2 separate regions of the Homo sapiens genome follow, and region 1 is linked to region 2. A link is an interaction called in ENCODE POLR2A ChIA-PET data of the cell type or tissue named here. Cell type or tissue: PC-9. All regions are shown on one strand. Each heading gives the region's core, and the rest is flanking DNA. Links, peaks and the distances in the headings are about the cores only.

What was found. ChIA-PET counts read pairs that join two places held together with the same protein. Peaks named below come from ENCODE experiments on the same cell type or tissue, not always from the same donor. Only the 100,000 strongest peaks of a DNase experiment are listed, where the experiment ranks them.
Region 1: POLR2A ChIA-PET joins it to region 2 with 6 read pairs; 4 of 35 experiments call an interaction of 5 or more read pairs at or near these places.

The regions. Positions count from the first base shown.
Region 1 is chr2:38,886,817-38,895,506 of GRCh38, reverse strand. ARHGEF33 (Rho guanine nucleotide exchange factor 33) reads right to left here and starts at 5,632. Exons shown (of 18, transcript NM_001145451.5): 1 at 5,521-5,632. In PC-9, for the core only: no CTCF peak of the experiment used is centred there; no DNase peak of the experiment used is centred there.
Region 2 is chr2:38,942,440-38,951,129 of GRCh38, reverse strand. It overlaps ARHGEF33 (Rho guanine nucleotide exchange factor 33), which reads right to left. Exons shown (of 18, transcript NM_001145451.5): 10 at 7,100-7,229; 11 at 9-141. All of the region lies in intron 2 of LOC105374471 (a long non-coding RNA gene), which reads left to right. Among named protein-coding and RNA genes, the nearest start is that of ARHGEF33, 57 kb to the right of the region's middle. RefSeq lists silencers at 3,213-3,332, 3,599-3,785, 3,608-3,902 and enhancers at 3,092-3,592, 3,593-4,093, 7,261-8,211. In PC-9, for the core only: CTCF peaks have their summits at 3,123 and 3,326 (motif pointing left); DNase peaks (open chromatin) are centred at 3,319 and 3,809; H3K4me3 peaks cover 985 bases; H3K27ac peaks cover 1,749 bases.

The DNA of each region.
Region 1 (8,690 bases), core at 2,340-7,339, 57 kb after region 2:
ATGTATTTAAAAACATAGCTCGAGAACTCCAACATGGCTTAGGGGGCTTTGCTGAATCAGAAGAGTTCAAAGCAGTTGATATGACCGTAAAATATTGAAAGCCACAAATCTAGAGTCTTTTCTAATATTCCACATTAAATCACCTACTTCAAGTGACAAGTGAAATGTGTTTGTAATAGGTTTTTCTTTAAGCGCCAATTGAAGTGATCTATACTCAAAATTAAGAACAAATCTATTTAGAAAACATTCTGTGATTTATATAATTTTTGCTGCAGTACGGGCAGTTTGGCCAATTCACTGAATCTTCCTGGACTTCGGTTTCCTGACCTGTATGATTGGCTTAGTAATAGTAATACTTGCCTCACAGTGTGGATGTGAAGATTCAGGGACACGAAGCCTGGAGGGAGGGAGACTGGGACATAGAGTTTAGGGAGGGGCAAAGCCTTACTTGGTCACCTTTTGTCACTTTATCAAGAGGCCTTTATTCTGGGTGAATCTGTTTATTCCCAGCTTGGCTTCCTCTTTTTTTCCTTTAATTTTACTGATTTTTTTTTTCTTAAAAGATTACTTTTGTACATAATGCTGTACTTTGTCTAAAGGAATATAAGAGGCCATGTAAGGCCTGATACTGGCTCTGACAGACACTGCTAGTTGCCACCCAGTATTCATTCTCCTCTTTTTTTGGAAACCCAGTTAAAAGACTGTATTCCCCTCTTCCTCACAGCTAAGTGTAACCATGAGACTAGATTTCTACCCATGCAATACAAGTAGAAACACTGAGTGACCACTGGGAAGTCTCCTAAAAGAGAGAACACACCTTTTTTCCCCATTCCTCGTTCCTGCTGGCTGAACATCAGTGAGATAGGTGGAGACCTAGCAACTGTCTTGGACCAAGAGGTGATATACTAAGGATGGCAGAAGAGCAAGATGACAGGAACCTGGGGGCCTCTCACTAAGGAACTCATCTAACAGCACTAGACTGCCTACCTTTGTGGGCTTGTTTGTTTGTTTGTTTGTTTTTAATGTAAGAGAGAAATACACTTCTAGCTTGTTTAAGCCTCTATTATTATTCTTTTTTTTTTTCCCCCAGCATATACAGATTAACTCAATCTTTACTGATATGCTGGCGTTCTAGGAAGCTATCCAGAGCCCAAAAGCAACATTTTTTTTTTTTAAAGGCAGGTTTTCTCTCTGAAGCCCAGGCTGGAGTGCAGTGGTGTGATTGTGGCTCTCTGCAGCCTCGACCTCCCGGGCTCTAGCAATCCTCCTGCCTCAGCCTCTGAGTAGCTGGAACTACAGGTGCATGCCACCATGCCTGGCTAATTTTTTTGTTTTTTGTTTTTTGTTTTTGGTAGAGATGGGGTTTTGCCACGTTGCCCAAGCTGGTCTCGAATTCCTGGGCTGAAATGATCCCAGTGTCTCGGCCTCCTAAAGTGTTGGGATCAAAAGAGTGAGCCAGCCTGGCAAGAACGATTTTTAATTCTGGAAAGTTTTCTTATATTTCCTTGGAGCCTATGTGTGCTTTCTGCTTATTAACAACAGTCTTCAGTCTTCAGTCTTCAGACTTTAGAAGTCTTCACTCCAGCCCTTGTTTGTGCCCTATCTCCCTTGAATTGCCTACATTTTAGATACTACTCACTCATTTGAGCTCTTCAGATAGAAACCTGGAAAATGAGGTAACTCACTTGGGAAAAAAAGAAAGAAAGTTTGGCTAAAATTAAGTTTTTAGGGGTTTAAACAGAGTTCACGTGCATTCAACAAGTATTTAATAAGCATATACCACATAAAAGGCATTGTACCAGGTGCTAGGAGAAATGAAAGGATGCCATTGTTTCTGCTTCCAGTCTAGAAGGGAAGATGAGACACATAAATAACTGTAACATATAATGGATTGTGACAAATGAAAAAGAAAAGTGTAAAGTGCCTAAAATTTTCAGAGAAAAGATGAATTCCCTTGTGGGGATTAGAGAAAGCTTCATTAAGAAGATAGGATTTGAGCCAGGCTTTGCATGATATGTAGAAACGGTCAAAAGGGGATCACCAGAGGGGCCAGGCACAGTGGTTCACACCTGTAATTCCAGCATTTTGGGAGGCTGAGGCAGGTAAATCGCTTGAGCTCAGGAGTTCGAGATCAGCCTGGCCAACATAGTGAAACTCTGTCTCTACTAAAAGTACAAAAATTAGCCCATGGTGGCGGGTGCCTGTAATCCCAGCTACTCAGGAGGCTGAGGCAGGAGAATTGCTTGAACCCAGGAGGCAGAGGTTGCAGTGAGCCAAGACTGTGCCACTGCACTCCACCCTGGCAACAGGGTGAGACCTTGTCTCAAAAAAAGAAAAAAAAAAAAAAAAGGATTACCAGAGGAACAAAGCACAAGGCCTAGGTGGATTTAGGAACCCTAGGGAGCAAAGAAGGTAGAGTAGAAGGTGAGGCTAGACAGGTAGATTGGGGGCAGATAGAGAGCCTTGAATCTCTTCTTTGGAGCTTGCTCTGCAGTGGAGAGAATGAGTCATTGAAAATGTTTAAGCAGAGGTATAACAAGATCACATATCTCTGGTAAGAAGATGACTTAGTGGCACTGTAGAGGAAAGAGCAGCTGCAAAGAGGCCAGTGAGCAGGCACCTTTAATAACTCAAGTAAAAGATAATGATGACCTGAATTAGGGAAGTGACTCTTAGAAAGGAAAGGAGGGCACAGATAGAAGCGACATTTCAAAGGTTGCTCCATGAGCCAAATGTATGCTTCACCCAAGAAAAAGAGTTGGATAGTCACTCTCAGATTCAGAAGGAGGAAATATGTCATAAGATAATTTTTAAAATTACTCTAACTTATTTGAACCAGGAGACTAAAAGGAGGCTGAATATGCTATAATAATGAACTTGGTTCTACAATTTTAGCAGAGCCTTAACTTTTGTTTTTGTCAATTGGGGGTGCACTGACTAACTCTGCTAGGAGATGGGGAAAGCACATTTTAAAATGTCTCAAAAAAGAAATACAACCATCCTTTCTTTCCCATTGTTCATCCTTTGCCCGGGTGTTATGGTACTTAGCAGATGTCAGTTAGGTTTTTCTACTTTTCCCCAGTTATCTGTTTACCCACCTTTAGGCATCATCTCTACCCACCCCACCTACTCACACACTCCATAAAAAACCCAGTGAAAATTACGAGGAGGAGATTTTTTTAGAGAGCATAAGAATTTTCCAGTATTTGCTTCTTCATTGCTTGCTAAAACCATGCCAGCATAGCCTGGGGAAAGGTGGAAAGGGCTGGCATTGCCCCATATAAGGGAATTATATCCTCAAATCATTTGAGATAAGTAGGCCCCAAAGACAAATCCAAAACAGCTACTCCCTCATTCTCAGGAAATAAATTCTAGAGATTTCCTCAAATGGATAAATTTGAGAATCCGATTAGCTGCCACTTTTTCTTTATTTTTCTGATTATTTTAGGAAGACTCAAACAGATGTTAATACTTACTACCCTGTCTTTTTGTCAGTAAAGGCATGAACAGACAACAAAATAATCATGAACATACCAATCAGAAGAGTGCTCTCTGTAATATTAGCATTTATGATTTGTTTCGTTCATCTTATTTGGGGCATTCAAAGTGCTTTACAAATAACATAATGAGGGTTTTTTTTCCTTCCATGACTCCCAAGGTGATTCCTGGCACTCTCAAAAGGCACAAGTGATTAGTCAAGTCCTTGGGGCCCAGCAGCAGTAATGTGATGCATGTTGGTTAAACTGTGTTTCACACTCATGTAAATTGTGTGGGGGGCGGGTGGGGAATCTTCCACACTGTCCTTGAGAAGATTAGCAAGAATTATGAATTTAAAGATTCTTACATTTATAAAAATCCAAACAAAGAGAAATATTGAACAAATCATACTCCAGTCCTAAAATCAAAGTCTAAGGGTCTTAACCTGTGGTCCCAGGAATAGGGTTTCAGGTCACCTGTAAATCTTCTGAAATTGTATGCAAAATTTTGTGTGATTTTACTTTTTTTTTTGCAGAAATGGTGGACTGGTTTCTGAAGATTCTAAAAGCAATTCTTGACACCGAAAAGGTTAAGAACTGCTGTCATTAAAGAAAAAGAAAGGAAGGAAGAGGGAGAGAGGAAGGGAGGAAAGGAGAGAGGAAGGGAAGGAGGAAGATCAGTTGATCTTTGTATCTACATTACTTAGTTTATTACTGGCCTGCTATGTTGAAGTACACCCTTATACACAGAGAAAAGGGAAGGTAAATAAAGGGAATTAAGAAAAAGTTAACAATAAGGCCGAGCATGGTGGCTCACACCTGTAATCCCAGCACTTTGGGAGGCTGAAGTGGGAGGACTGCTTGAGATCAGGAGTTCAAGACCAACCTGAGCAACATGACGAAACCCCATCTCTACAAAAAATACAAAAATTAGCCGGGTGTGGTGGTGTGCACCTGTGGTCTCAGTTACCTGTGGGGGCTGAGGTGGGAGGATTGCTTGAGCCCAGGTGACAAAGTGAGACCTTGTCTAAAAAAAGAAAAGAAAAAAGAAAAAAAAAAAAACCAATAGTATGGTCATCTTGTTTCAAAAGCCTCTGAGTTTTCAAATGAGTTTAGATTGCATTTCCAGAGCCCATGGTTATGAAAAATGTAGACATTAATTAATTCAGTTTGTGAAAAATGTTTAGAATAAATGTGCATCAAAAACTTTTTTCTCTAGGATACATTTCTGATCATTATGTTGAATCCTTCAGAAGTAGCCTTCAATGAAATAGCTATTCCATTTACAGCAATATGATTTTGTATTAAAAGGGGCTATTAAAAATATAAAAGGGTGATATAGAGATTTCTACATATTCAGAATACTATTTCAGCATATAAAAACTCACATAATTCCAATACTAATTATAATAGAACGCTATTCTCACTTAAGACAATGTTTAAGTGAAACTCAGTTCTTCTCATTACACACCAAAGCCCCATGAAGTGTTTAGAATTAGGTTTCACCAATAAAGCCCCCATGTAATTAATCAGTACACATTTTCAATCAGGATATGTTTTTTGTTCTGTACATAGGGGAGTGAATGCTGAAGATTCCCCTATTCTTTTTCTGTGTTAGAAAGGAATAAACCAATCTCCCTCCATCCCTAATCTTTTTCATTCTTTAATTATTCTTAATCCCAAAGAGGCATGTCCATGTCAGATTTACGCTGTCTAGCATCCTTTCTTTAAGACTGCTCTCAAAATTTAACTCATCTTCAACTATATTTATTAATATGCAGAACAACTTCAGTCTCCAGTTTATCGATAACCTGCAAAGCGCAGTTAAGACATAATATAAAAATTAAGCAAGGAAATAAATGTTTTACAAATTGTTATAACTCTTAAATAAAAGTTATTTCTTTGAATGCCTACCTCAAATAAATGTTAGCATATATTGGATTTAAATTAGTACACCACGTGGTAAGGATTGATGGGTTTTCATCTCTTATAAAATTGTTTCCCCTTTCAGTGCCCCTTAAAGCATATAAAAGCGCATACTTACCCCATGTTGCCTGCGGTGGTTATATCATCCTCAGATCAAGGCTTATCTGGGTTCTGAATTAACTTAAAGGTTATAAAAAGAAGCAGTAGAGAGGCTTGACTTCCCCTGAAACGAGACCGTAGTATGCTAACCAGGCTTTTAAATGAGGAAAACTAGTGTCTCTTCTAATTATATAAGCTCCAGGTCAAATTCTAGCATCAACTAATCAAATAACTGAACTGCATTTAGTTTCAATGAGTAAAAAGGAAGAAACCCATTTAGGAGGAATATCTTTGGTATACTAGAAAATTGAAAAGTTGTACTTTGAAAAGTTATTAACATAGCAATACAAGTTAAATATTTTAAGAGTAAAATATATATCTTGCTGCCTTAAATAAATTGAAAAAAATTAGGGAAAATTTATTTTGCAGCAAAGCAGATACTTTTCTATATTTTCCAGAAGTTTTTGAATTTAAATTATATGTCCTGGTCCCTGAAAACATCTTCTCACCTTATCTTAACTTGTCCAGTATTTGTCTCTTCATGAATTTCCATATAATAATAATATTTAATTCTAAAGCCATGCCAGCTAATGTTTAGCAACATATACAAAAATGTCCAATTCTTAAAATGTGTCTTTGAAAACTTACAAATAGGGTCTTTCAAAATTAGCCATAAAGCTATTATTATGAGAAACTAACAAAAATGCCATTTTTATTTTAACATTTTAGAAGACATTGTAACCCAAATTTGTGCCAGTACAGCAAAAAATAAAAATATACATCTTTTGGCAATAACATATTGAGAAATACAAATATTCACAAGATTTTGAATAGAGAAATATGACAAAGAAGTTATCTATTGTGTACACTATTTTTTGTCAGTTTTAGAATATAGAGTTTCAGCAAAAACATTCAGGTCTTTATTGTAATTTTTTAAATGTAGTTGACATATACTGCTCTGGTAATTTTTAAATTATCTTATGTAAAAAGTAAAGAAGTTTTCTGGACATAGAATATATGACAACACACAGATCTACTTTTTAAGAAATTGAGACATAATTTACACATCATACATAAAATTTGTCCCTGTTAAATGAACAATTCAGTGGTTTTTAGTACATTTTCAAGACTGTGCAACCATCACCACTGTCTAATTCTAGAAACCTCATGCCTCCCAATTTCTTCCTCCCCTGGCAACCACTAATCTATTTTCTGTCCCTAAGGATTTGCCTATTCAGAGCATTTCACATAAATGGAATCATATAATATGTGGCCGTTTGTGACTGGTTCCTTTCACTTAGTACAATGTTTGTTTGTTTGTTGTTTTTGAGATGAAGTTTTGCTCTGTCACCCATCCTGGAGTGCAGTGGCATGATCTTGGTTCACTGCAACCTCTGCCTCCTGGGCTCAAGCAGTCCTCCCAAGTAGCTGGGACTATAGGCATGTGCCACCACACCTGGCTAATTTTTGTATTTTTTGTAGAGATGGGATTTTGCCATGCTGCCCAGCCTGGTCTCAAACTCCTGGCAAGCGATCCACACACCTTGGCATCCCAAAGTGCTGGGATTACAGGATGAGCCACCTGCCTGGCCAGTACAATGTTTCTGAAGTTCATCCATGTTGTAGTATCAGTACTTCATTTTTTATGGCTGAATAATATTCCATTATGTGGACATTTTGTTTACACATTCATTAGTTGATGGACATTTGGATTGTTTCCAGTTGGGGCTATTATACATGTCTTAGTCCATTTGAACTGCTATAAGAAAATACCTTAGACAGGGTAATTTTAAACAACAGAAATGTATTGCTCACAGTTCTGGAGGCTGTTAAGTCCAAGATCAAGGCACTAGCAGATTTAGTGTCTGGTAAGGACTTGCTCTCTTCTTCAAAGATGGCACCTTCTTGCATCATTCTCTTGTGACAGAAGAAGCAAGCAATCTCCTTCACATCTCTTTTATAAGGGCACTAATCCCATCCATGAGGGCTCTGTCCTTATAACCTAATCACCTCCTAAAGGCCTCAACTCTTAATACTACCACAGTAGAGATTAGGTTTTTGTTGTTGTTGTTGTTGTTTTTAGACAGAGTCTCACTCTGTTGCCCCTGCTGGAGTGCAGTGGCGCCATCTTGGCTCACTGCAGACTCCACCTCCCAGTTTCAAGCAATTCTTGTGCCTCAGCCTCCCGAGTAGCTGGGATTACAGGCACACACCACCACGCCTGGCTAATTTTTGTATTTTTAGTGGAGAGGAGGTTTCACCATGTTGGCCAGGCTGGTCTCAAACTCCTGACCTTAAATGATGCACCCACCTTGGCCTCCCAAAGTATTGGGATTACAGTCGTGAGGAAATTAGGTTTAAACATGAATTTTGGAAGGACACATTCAGACTATAGCAATGAATAATGTTGCTATGAACATTCGTGTGCAAGTCAATTCCCTTGCGTACATACCTAGGAACTGCTGAGTCACGTAGTAACTCTATGTCTAATATTTTGAGGAAATGTATTCCACAGCAGCTGCACCATTTTATATTCCCACCAGAAATGTGTGAGGCCTCCAATTTCCCCACATCATTGCCAATCTTTGTATTGTCTGTTTTTTTTTTTTGATATAGCCATCCCACCAAACAATGCATGTTCTCACTTATAAGTGGGAGCTGAACAATGAGAACACATGGACACAGGAGGAGAACAACACACATGTTGTGGAAGTGGGGGAAGAGAGAGCATCAGGAAAAATAGCTAATGCTTGCTGGGCTTAATACCTAGGTTATGGGTTAATAAGTGCAGCAAACCACCATGGCACACATTTACCTATGTAATAAACCTACACATCCTGCACATGTACCCCAGAACTTAAAATAAAATAATAATAATAATAATAGCTATCCCAGTTGGTGTGAAGTGGTATCTCACGGTGGGTTTGTAGGTTTAAGGTTCATTTCCCTGAAGAGTAAGGATGTTAAGCATCTTTTTGTTTACTTATTGGCTACTTGTATATCTCCTTCAGAGAAACATCTGTTCAAATTCTTTGACCTTTTTTTTTTTTTTGAGATGGGAGTCTCGCTCTGTTGCCCAGGCTGGAGTGCAATGGCGCGATCTCGGCTCACTGCAACCTCCGCCTACCATGTTTAAGCGATTCTCCTGCCTCAGCCTCCTGAGCAGGTGGGATTACAGGTGCCCGCCAT
Region 2 (8,690 bases), core at 1,196-6,195:
AACCTTACCTCGTCATTTGTTAACTTAAGGAATAAATCTCCAAGAACGCCTTGGCGTGGCCACTTCAGGACCCTTTCCTGCAGTGCGTGAAGCAGATCCAGGTGCTGCTGGACGAGGTACCGTAAAGAGCCAGGGAAGAGGCTTGAAACAGAATAGAGACGGAATCACACAAACAAGGTGTAGAGAAGAAAGGACCCTACAAAAATACATGCAGCAGGGCCCATTCTCCCAGCCATCCAACATACTGTGAGTCACAGGCCTGCATTAAGGATTTTTTAAAGTTTTTCATTGCACACCTAATAGCAGATATCCCGACTACAGAAAAACAAAACAAAACAAAAAAAACCTTTACTAATGGCTTCTATACAAATGTGTATTGAACTAATAAAGAGGCCTGGCATGCCACACCTGTAATCCCAGCACTTTGGGAGTTGGGCGGATCACCTGAGGTCAGGAGTTCGAGACCAGCCTGGCCAACATGGTGAAACCCCATCTCTACTAAAAATACAAAAATTAGCTGGGCATGGTGGCATGCACCTAATTCCAGCTACTTGGGAGGCTAAGGCAGGAGAATCACTTGAATCCGGGAGGTACAGGTTGCAGTGAGCTCAGATCACGCCACTTCACCCCAGCCTGGGTAACAAAGCGAGACTCTGTCTCAAAATAAATAAATAAATAAAATACAAATAAATAAAGAGCACATCACTTGAAAGACCTTTTTACATGCTCATTTAAATGACACGCAGTGGAAATTCTAAGGGATACCTTTTTCAATGTTTTAGAGCTATTCCTATTTGATGTGCAAAATAGTCTATTCTAATTAGTGTTGTAGATGCAGCACTGAGGTGGCATCTACAAGACCATTCTCAGCTACCAGTAGGAGACTGCTATTTAGGTAAGTAGGAAAATTTGTTTAAAGTTGGCAACTAAAAAGCTCAGGGAGTTGTAGGGTATCAGAGGGTTTCTTTTTTCCTTTTCTTCAGTTTCTAAGAGGAATACTGGGCCAGGACAGTCTTGTCTGGGTAGGCTATTAATACAGTTTGGATGTGTGTCCCTGCCCAACTCTCATACTGAAATGTAACCCCCAGTGTTGGAAGTGGGCTTGGTGAGAGGTGATTGTATCATGAGGGTGAATTTCTCGTGAATGGTTTAGCACCATCCCTTTTGCTACTGTCCCACCAAGTGATAGTGATGGTGAGTGAGTTCTCATGAATTCTGGCTGTTTAAAAGTGCGTAGCGCCTCCCGTCTCTCTGTCTTGCTCCTGCTGCGCCCTGTGACATGCCTGCTTCCCCTTCGCCTTCCACCATAATTGTAAGTTTCCTGAGGCCTCCTCAGAGGCTGAGCAGATGCCAGCATCGTGCTTCCTGTACAGCCTGCAGAACCGTGATCCAATTAAACCTCTTTACTTTACAAATTACCCAGTCTCAGCTATTCTTTATAGCAATGTGAGAACGGCCTAACACAGCTACTGACCAGGCCTGGCTTGCTACTCCCTGGAATTTTACAAAGCACTTTTTCTACCCTTCCATCCCTCTCTTCTCCATCTTGCAATGTACCTCCTTTTTTCTTTTTTTTCCCTTTTTCAGAAGTAAGGAAGGGAAGAAGGGAGACGTCAGAGAAGGGTGGGGTGGAGAGGAGAGATAGAGAATCATGGGAGGAAGAGGAAGGGGGACTAGCTGGGTAAGAGTGATGTGATTAGAGGCCTATAGAAAAGAGGAAGAAAAAAATAAAAAGAAGCAGAGTTTTTTTGGGTTACAGCAAGGATTGGAGCTCTAACTTGGTGACTTAAGGTAGGTTCCTTTATGCTTTCAGCACCGCAAGTTTAACAAACAGAAAAGAGATGGTCTGGTTGATCTGAACTTACTTGAATATTTCCCCAGGGTCAAATGAGAGTAAACTCGTGGACAACTGGGGTGCTTTCCCAACAAGCAAACCTTTGTTGGAACAATAGGAAGGATGCCAGATCGAGAGGAGGTTTTTTTCAACTCATTTCCAAGCAAAGCAAAGTGACCTCTGTGACTGTAGCTCAGAGGAGACACACAAACACGAGAATAGGGTACCTAGCCCCCTATGAAAGGATATGAGGAAGACTTCCACTCCCATCTTCCACTCCCTCCACCTCCTGTGCCTGGATCCCCTACAGGTACAAAAGAGGAGAGGCCTCCTGACCTGAGCGCTTACAATGGAACAGTGGGTTTAGGAGATCAAAGAAATCCCTGTCCAGATCAGAGGGGAATTTGGAGGGGTAGCTACGGGGTATACTGACTGGGAGAAGACCATAAACCTGATGGAGAAAAACACAACTGATTGTACTGAAAGTGTAAAATGCTGCACCAGCCAAAGATCTAGGTGCAAAAGATTTCTTCCTACCCAGTGGTTGTAAATGACTTTGTGTAATAGTCCTGGTGTGACCCTGGAAGATATTAGGGCACCATGGGAAGATCTGACTTTGTGAAGAATTGTCCATATATGTATATAAAATGTCTTGGATTATCGATTTCCTTTTTCTTTCCTTCATTCCCCTTCCTCCCTCCCTCCCTTTCTTCCTCCCTTCCTCTCTCCCTCCTTCCCTCCCTCTCTCCTTCCCTTTCTTCCTTCCTTCTCCCTTTCTTTCCAGAGAGCTGCATTCTGCTACACTGTGGTCAATGTACTTGGAGAATGGGAGAGCTGGTACCAATCTCCTCCTGGACTGCCCACCGGGATGACTGTTTGAGATTTCAGGGTGGGGTTGGAGAAGGCTAAGGCCTCCATCAAGCATTGTGGAAGCACATAAGTTACATGAAAAACAATGACCTACAGTGGATTCTATACGAAACATTGAAAACGGGCTTTAAACCTTTTAAAAAAATTTAACAAGGGTATTATTTGAAATTAGGGAGGAGTGTGAAATCAGAAGACAGACAGCAAAGGGAGAAAGATGGCAAGTACAAGCCACACTTAACCTGTTTCACTCTTTTGCCTGGCGCCAGACCTGACGCCCAGAAGCAACTTTTTCATGAAGACGAAGTATTCAGAGCTCAGCTTTTTTTTTTTCCTATTCCTTACTGGGATGAAATTTTGGCAACATTAGTAGTTTATTATTTCTAAAGCCTTCAAAGTTTTTATCTCCTAACAATATAGTACTTAATCAATGAGGGAAATACACTAAAAGCAAGAAAGAAAAATCCAGTTATAGTTTGAGGTTAATAATGTAGCTTTTGTCAGCCCAGAATGAGGCCAAAATAACTCCTGAGCTTGGCAGTAGCAGGTTCCCGCCACCCTGGATGGGCATGATCATTAAACGTGTGCCACCTGGTGGTGATCTGTAGCACGAAGCTTGTTGAGCTCTTGGTGGACACAGCACTGGAGTTTAGCTTACAAGGCTAATTGACAATCCTGCTGAGCTGATCACTGCTCCCTCCATAAGTGTTCAGACAGAACTGTGATCCTGAGGCTGTGGCTCTACCTAGGTGAGTCAGAGCCAAAAAGCCCAGAACTCCAACTTCTGTGATCCTTCGACAAATGACAGCCTGGGCAACAGAGCAAGACACCGTCTTTATAATAAACTGAAAAAGTAGCTGTTAGTGGTATGATGTATAAGAGCACAGGGTGGCTCATGCCTGTAATCCCAGCTGGGGATGCTGAGGTGGGAGGATCACTTGAGCCCAGAAGTTTGAGGCTGCAGTGAGCTGTGACTGGGCCGCTGCACCCTTCTCCAGCCTGGGCGACAGACAGAGACCTTGTCTCTAAACAAAACAAACAAATGAATCATAGCCCTCAAGTTCTGCCCAGGTTTCAGCCAGCAGCAATGTGCCCCTGCAACTTCCAGCCCTTTCAGCCAGGGGCACGGCTGGCTTCAAACAGGCTGAGGAAGCTCTTGAGTGACTCACTTTTCTTTAGGAAAAACCTAAGGTTTTATTTAATAGGTTGGAGAAGATGTGGCCACCTCAGGCTTGAATGTCAAGTTGTACTTGCAGTGGAGGTTATTTGCATCCCAACTTACTTTCCAATGGGGTAAAAAGTGCTGAAGGTTTGTGGTTTGTGATGGGAAAGTTAGTAAATGTTAATATACTTACTTTCATCTTTGCATGGAGAAAAATGCCGATAGTAAATGTTAATATACTTATTTTCATCTTTGCATGGAGAAAAATGCCGATAGAGAAAAGGAACAATTTCATTCTGCTTTGTATTTCCTTCAGCTGGTCTATTTAAAGTACACACAAAGGCTGGGCACAGTGGCTCACACCTGTAATCCCAGCACTTTGAGAGGCTGAGGTGGATAGATCACTTGAGGTCAGGAGTTCGAGACCAGCCTGACCAAAATGGTGAAACCTAATCTCTACTAAAAATATAAAAATTAGCTAGGCATGGTGGTGTGTGCCTGTAATCTCAGCTACTCAGGAGGCTGAGGCAGGAGAATCACTTGAACCCGGGAAGTGGAGGTTACAGTGAGCCGAGATAATGCCACTGCACTCCAGTCTGGGCAACAGAGTGAGATCCTGCCTCAAAAAAATAAAGAAAGAAATAAAGTACACACAGAGGTTTCAGGAAAGCTTTAAAGAAGAAAGATAATGAGTGGAGGAGGATAATGAAAATCTAACCCTAAAATAGAAAAACGGCAGTACCACCAAGCTCAGAACCAGAGACTTCATATTCAGTACTAACGAAGAGGGTGGGGTTGAAGCTTTTCTCTGCTTGGTCCATGCAAAGAAAAAAGAAGGTTAGTCTAGCAAATAACTAACATGAATAGCATTATCGCAGATATCTTGAAATAACTATGATCTTACTTTCATAGAGGATTGTATGATAGCTTTAATTTTTCAATCTCGTAGGATTTGAGGGAGAGATCTACTCCTTCCTCCCAGTGATGGGTCATAAGAGAACAATTTAGAAAAATAGGAAGTGGCAGCAAGTCAATAAGGGCCTTCTCTTTATCTACCCAAATCTTCTGCAGGGTCTGGTCTCTCCCCTATGACCTCCCGCCTGCTGGAGGCTTGCAACAAGGGCTAGACAACATATGTAGCAGACTTAACAAATCAACTGAGATCTGAAGTAAAAACGTACAGGCTGTTCAAGAGGGAAGACTGAATTTTGAAATAGGAAGAGACAACTGTATCCTTCTGGCTCTCTGAGAAACTTTACACATTGCAGTTAATGAAGCCAGTGGCTTTGGGGAAGTGGTATGATGTATAAGAGCACACACTACAGGGTCCGGCAGGCTTGCGTTTGAATCCCGGCACTAATTGGTTCTGCGGCTTTAAGCTTCTCTGGGCCTTAGTTCCTTCGTCTGTAAGGTAGGGGTCACAGGGTTCTGCTAAATATTTCGTGAAGTTACGAATCAAGTGCCTAGCAGAGCAGCTGCTTACTACTCCCTTCCACAGTAAACAGTTTTCTCTTTTCCCTGACTTACCCCGCCTCCCCAGATTTTCAGACTAAGAAGAGACGCTGCTGGCTTAGAATTTTCTATGTGGAAGCAAAGCCACACCAAAGGGTACACCGCCTTTAGATTTCATTACCATAAACTGAGTAGGTCTTTGGCAACAGCAAGACAGCTGGAGCCCATAGAGACTTCCAGAGGCCTGCAGCGCAGCTGGGAGGGTCAAGGAGGGGGAACTGGAAGGGCCAGATAGGGAAGGAAGGATGGCTGAGAATCTAGGCAGTATCTGAGAGGTGAGGCCCAGTCCAGATGGTCACAGCTTTAGCTGGGTCACCTTAGCCTTTCTGTTCTTGTTGCTTCATATTTGGTTTACCTCTGTTTTGTAGTAAAATAACTCTTGAAAATAGGCCACTCGTGGGTTTGTCAGGGAGTAGTGCCTCACTCGGTCATTTAGGTAGGAGGGCAGCGTGTGTTTTGAGTGTATTGTTGGCAGCCACCAAGTCAAATAGATTTGGGGGGATGGTAAGGAGCAAGAAAATATAATTAGGGGCTTCCCTGGGTAGATTCAGAATTTATGAACCACCAGTGTATATTACCCAATGGAATGTTTAAAGTAATAATGCCACATATGTCCACAGTAGTCCATAATCCAGACTTTCCATTCTTTTGGATTGGCCTTTTCTTCAATTTTTCTGGATTATTATATATTCATTACATTAATCTTTTTCACCAAGTCTTACTTTCCTCCTTCCTGCTTTCTCTCAACAGAGAGGGAAACAGAAAAAAATCTAGACTATGAACAGATATAGGTGGAGTGTTGCGGCATTGGGAAAGCGTGCTGTTACAACAGGTGGCAGACCCTATGAGCGCGCACACACACACACACACACACACACCCATGCATTACTCAGTACCATAAGATCACCCACATGAATAATAAGGCCCAGGTCCAGAGTTATATCAGCCCTGTGTCATTTCTCTAATGGCCACTGAGTGCTTCGGTTTGCCACACATTCATTCTCTTGTGCTTCTAAGAGACCTGTGACCCATGGGGACTCCATGCAGATGGCAACAGAGACCAACGCCTCCCTCACTGTAGCATTTGTTCCCCCTTTAAGTTTTTAAAAGACATGTTAGAGACCCTGAAGGCCCAGGAGACTATACTCATTTTCTTACATTGATGAAAATCTAAGTTTAAGACTTGCCAGGGGTTCCCTATTGCTATGATCTAAATGTGTCCCCCAAAATTCATGTGCTGGAAACTTAACCCCCAATGCAACAGTACTGGGAGGTGGAGCCTATGGTGGGTGTTTAGGTTGTGAGAGCTCCGCACTATGAATGGATTATTGCCACTACAAAAGGGGCCTGAGGGAGTGGGTTCTCCTGCTCTCTCCTGATCTTCTGCCATGTAAGGCTGCAATGTTCCTCCTCTCTGGAAGACACAACAACAAAGTGCCATCTTGGAACCAGAGATTCAATCTGCCAGCACCTCGATCTTAGACTCCCCAGTCTCCAGAATTGTGAGAGAATAAATTTCTGTTCATTAAAAGTTATCCAGTCTACGATATTCTGTCATAGCAGCACAAAGTGAACTGAGACATCTGCCATCACTGCCTCTTCTCTTTTCAAAGACTATTTCTGGAACTCTTCATAGGCCCCAGAAATCCCAAAGTGGAAACAATAAACCACTTACCTTAAATCCTAATCAATCTGAAAAGCAAAGGCAATGAGTGCATGGATACCTTCTCTCTTTGGAATTCCTCTTTCCATCTGACCCCTGGAATGTGGCTTTTATCTTCAAGATCAGAGAGATGTTAATGACATATTTTCTTTCAGATTCAAGCAGTTCCAGGGCCACAGTCTGTCTTTTAGCTTTAGAAACAAACCAAAGAGGACTTGATATTAACCATTTCTTCCTAAAATCCCATTAAATGCAAGCAATAAAAGTGATAAAAGGATATTGAAAGCAATAAAAAAAAAACCATCTGCAAGTTTTTGAAAGGTAGAAAGCAGAATGGAGGCGCAGTAATTCATTCAGCAGAGCAAAGGGCACGAAGTCTTGGTGTCCCCATCTGCAGCTGGAAAATCTGCTGAGAAGCATCTGGAAAGCTCAAGGATTGGAGACACCAGGGGCAATATAGATAGTGCAAATAAGGGACAATGCTGAAAGCAGGAGCAATCATTGAAAGTATACATATGGGGCAATTGAACCTCCAGATCCTCACCCCCCATACCAGATGGCTTCCTCACTTCCTCCCCATGGCAAACAAGAAAAATGAAACTAGAGAAGCCCTGGTTTCTGGGATCTGGGCTAAAGACTTTAGACATAGTAGAGTTCAGATGCTAAAATGAAAACAAAGGGACTCAGGGAAGGCTTCATACTGAACAGTGAGACTTCCCTCAGCCTTCTTCCCCTGTAGATCCCAGAGTGCCAGAAGCCAGGTTTAAACTCTTCAGGCAGGAGATTGGAGGGTCTTCCACTTGAGAAACTGAACTGCCCAAGGGAAAAAGATCCACAGACACTGACACAAAGAGGTCAGCTATCAGCCGGACATGGTGGCTCATGCCTGTAATCCTAGCACTTTGGGAGGCCAAGGCGGGTAGATCACCTGAGGTCAGGAGTTCGAGACCAGCCTGGCTAACATGGCGAAACCCCATCTTTACTAAAAATACAAAAATTAACCAGATGTGGTGGCACACGCCTGTAATCCCAGCTACTCGGGAGTCTGAGGCAGGAGGATTGCTTGAACCCAGGAGGCGGAGGTTGCAGTGAGCTGAGATGACGCCCTTGCACTCCAGCCTGGGTGACAGAGCAAGACTCTCTCTCAAAAAACAAAAAGAGGTCAATTATCAAAAGTTAATTTGCCATCTGATTAGCCTGTCTATAATGAAGCCCACTGATTGACAAGCTCGGTCAATACAAAATTTCCAGAGTTTTTCTAAGAGCTCTTTCTTACATACATTTAGCTAAGGATGCTCATACATTTGCATAAAGCTTATACTATAAAAGAATGAGAAGAAAAAGCATATATACGTATTTTTTTTATAAGGAGGGGGGACCCTGAAGAAACAGAGACAATGCAGGATACAAAAGAATAAAAATTTTTAATCTTACAATTCATATTCTCAAAGAAATATAAGAAACATATTCCAGTCATTTAACAATTGCAGGATGCTATTTTTAAAAAGAGAGGCTAATTTTTAAAAAGGAGAAACTTTTAAACATTGCTTAAAAGATAGAAAAAATTAAAAGGGTAGAAGATGAAGAAAAGAAATCTCCCTTTCTTAAAAAAAAAAAAAAAAAGATAAGAGGGGCTGGGCGTGGTGGCTCAC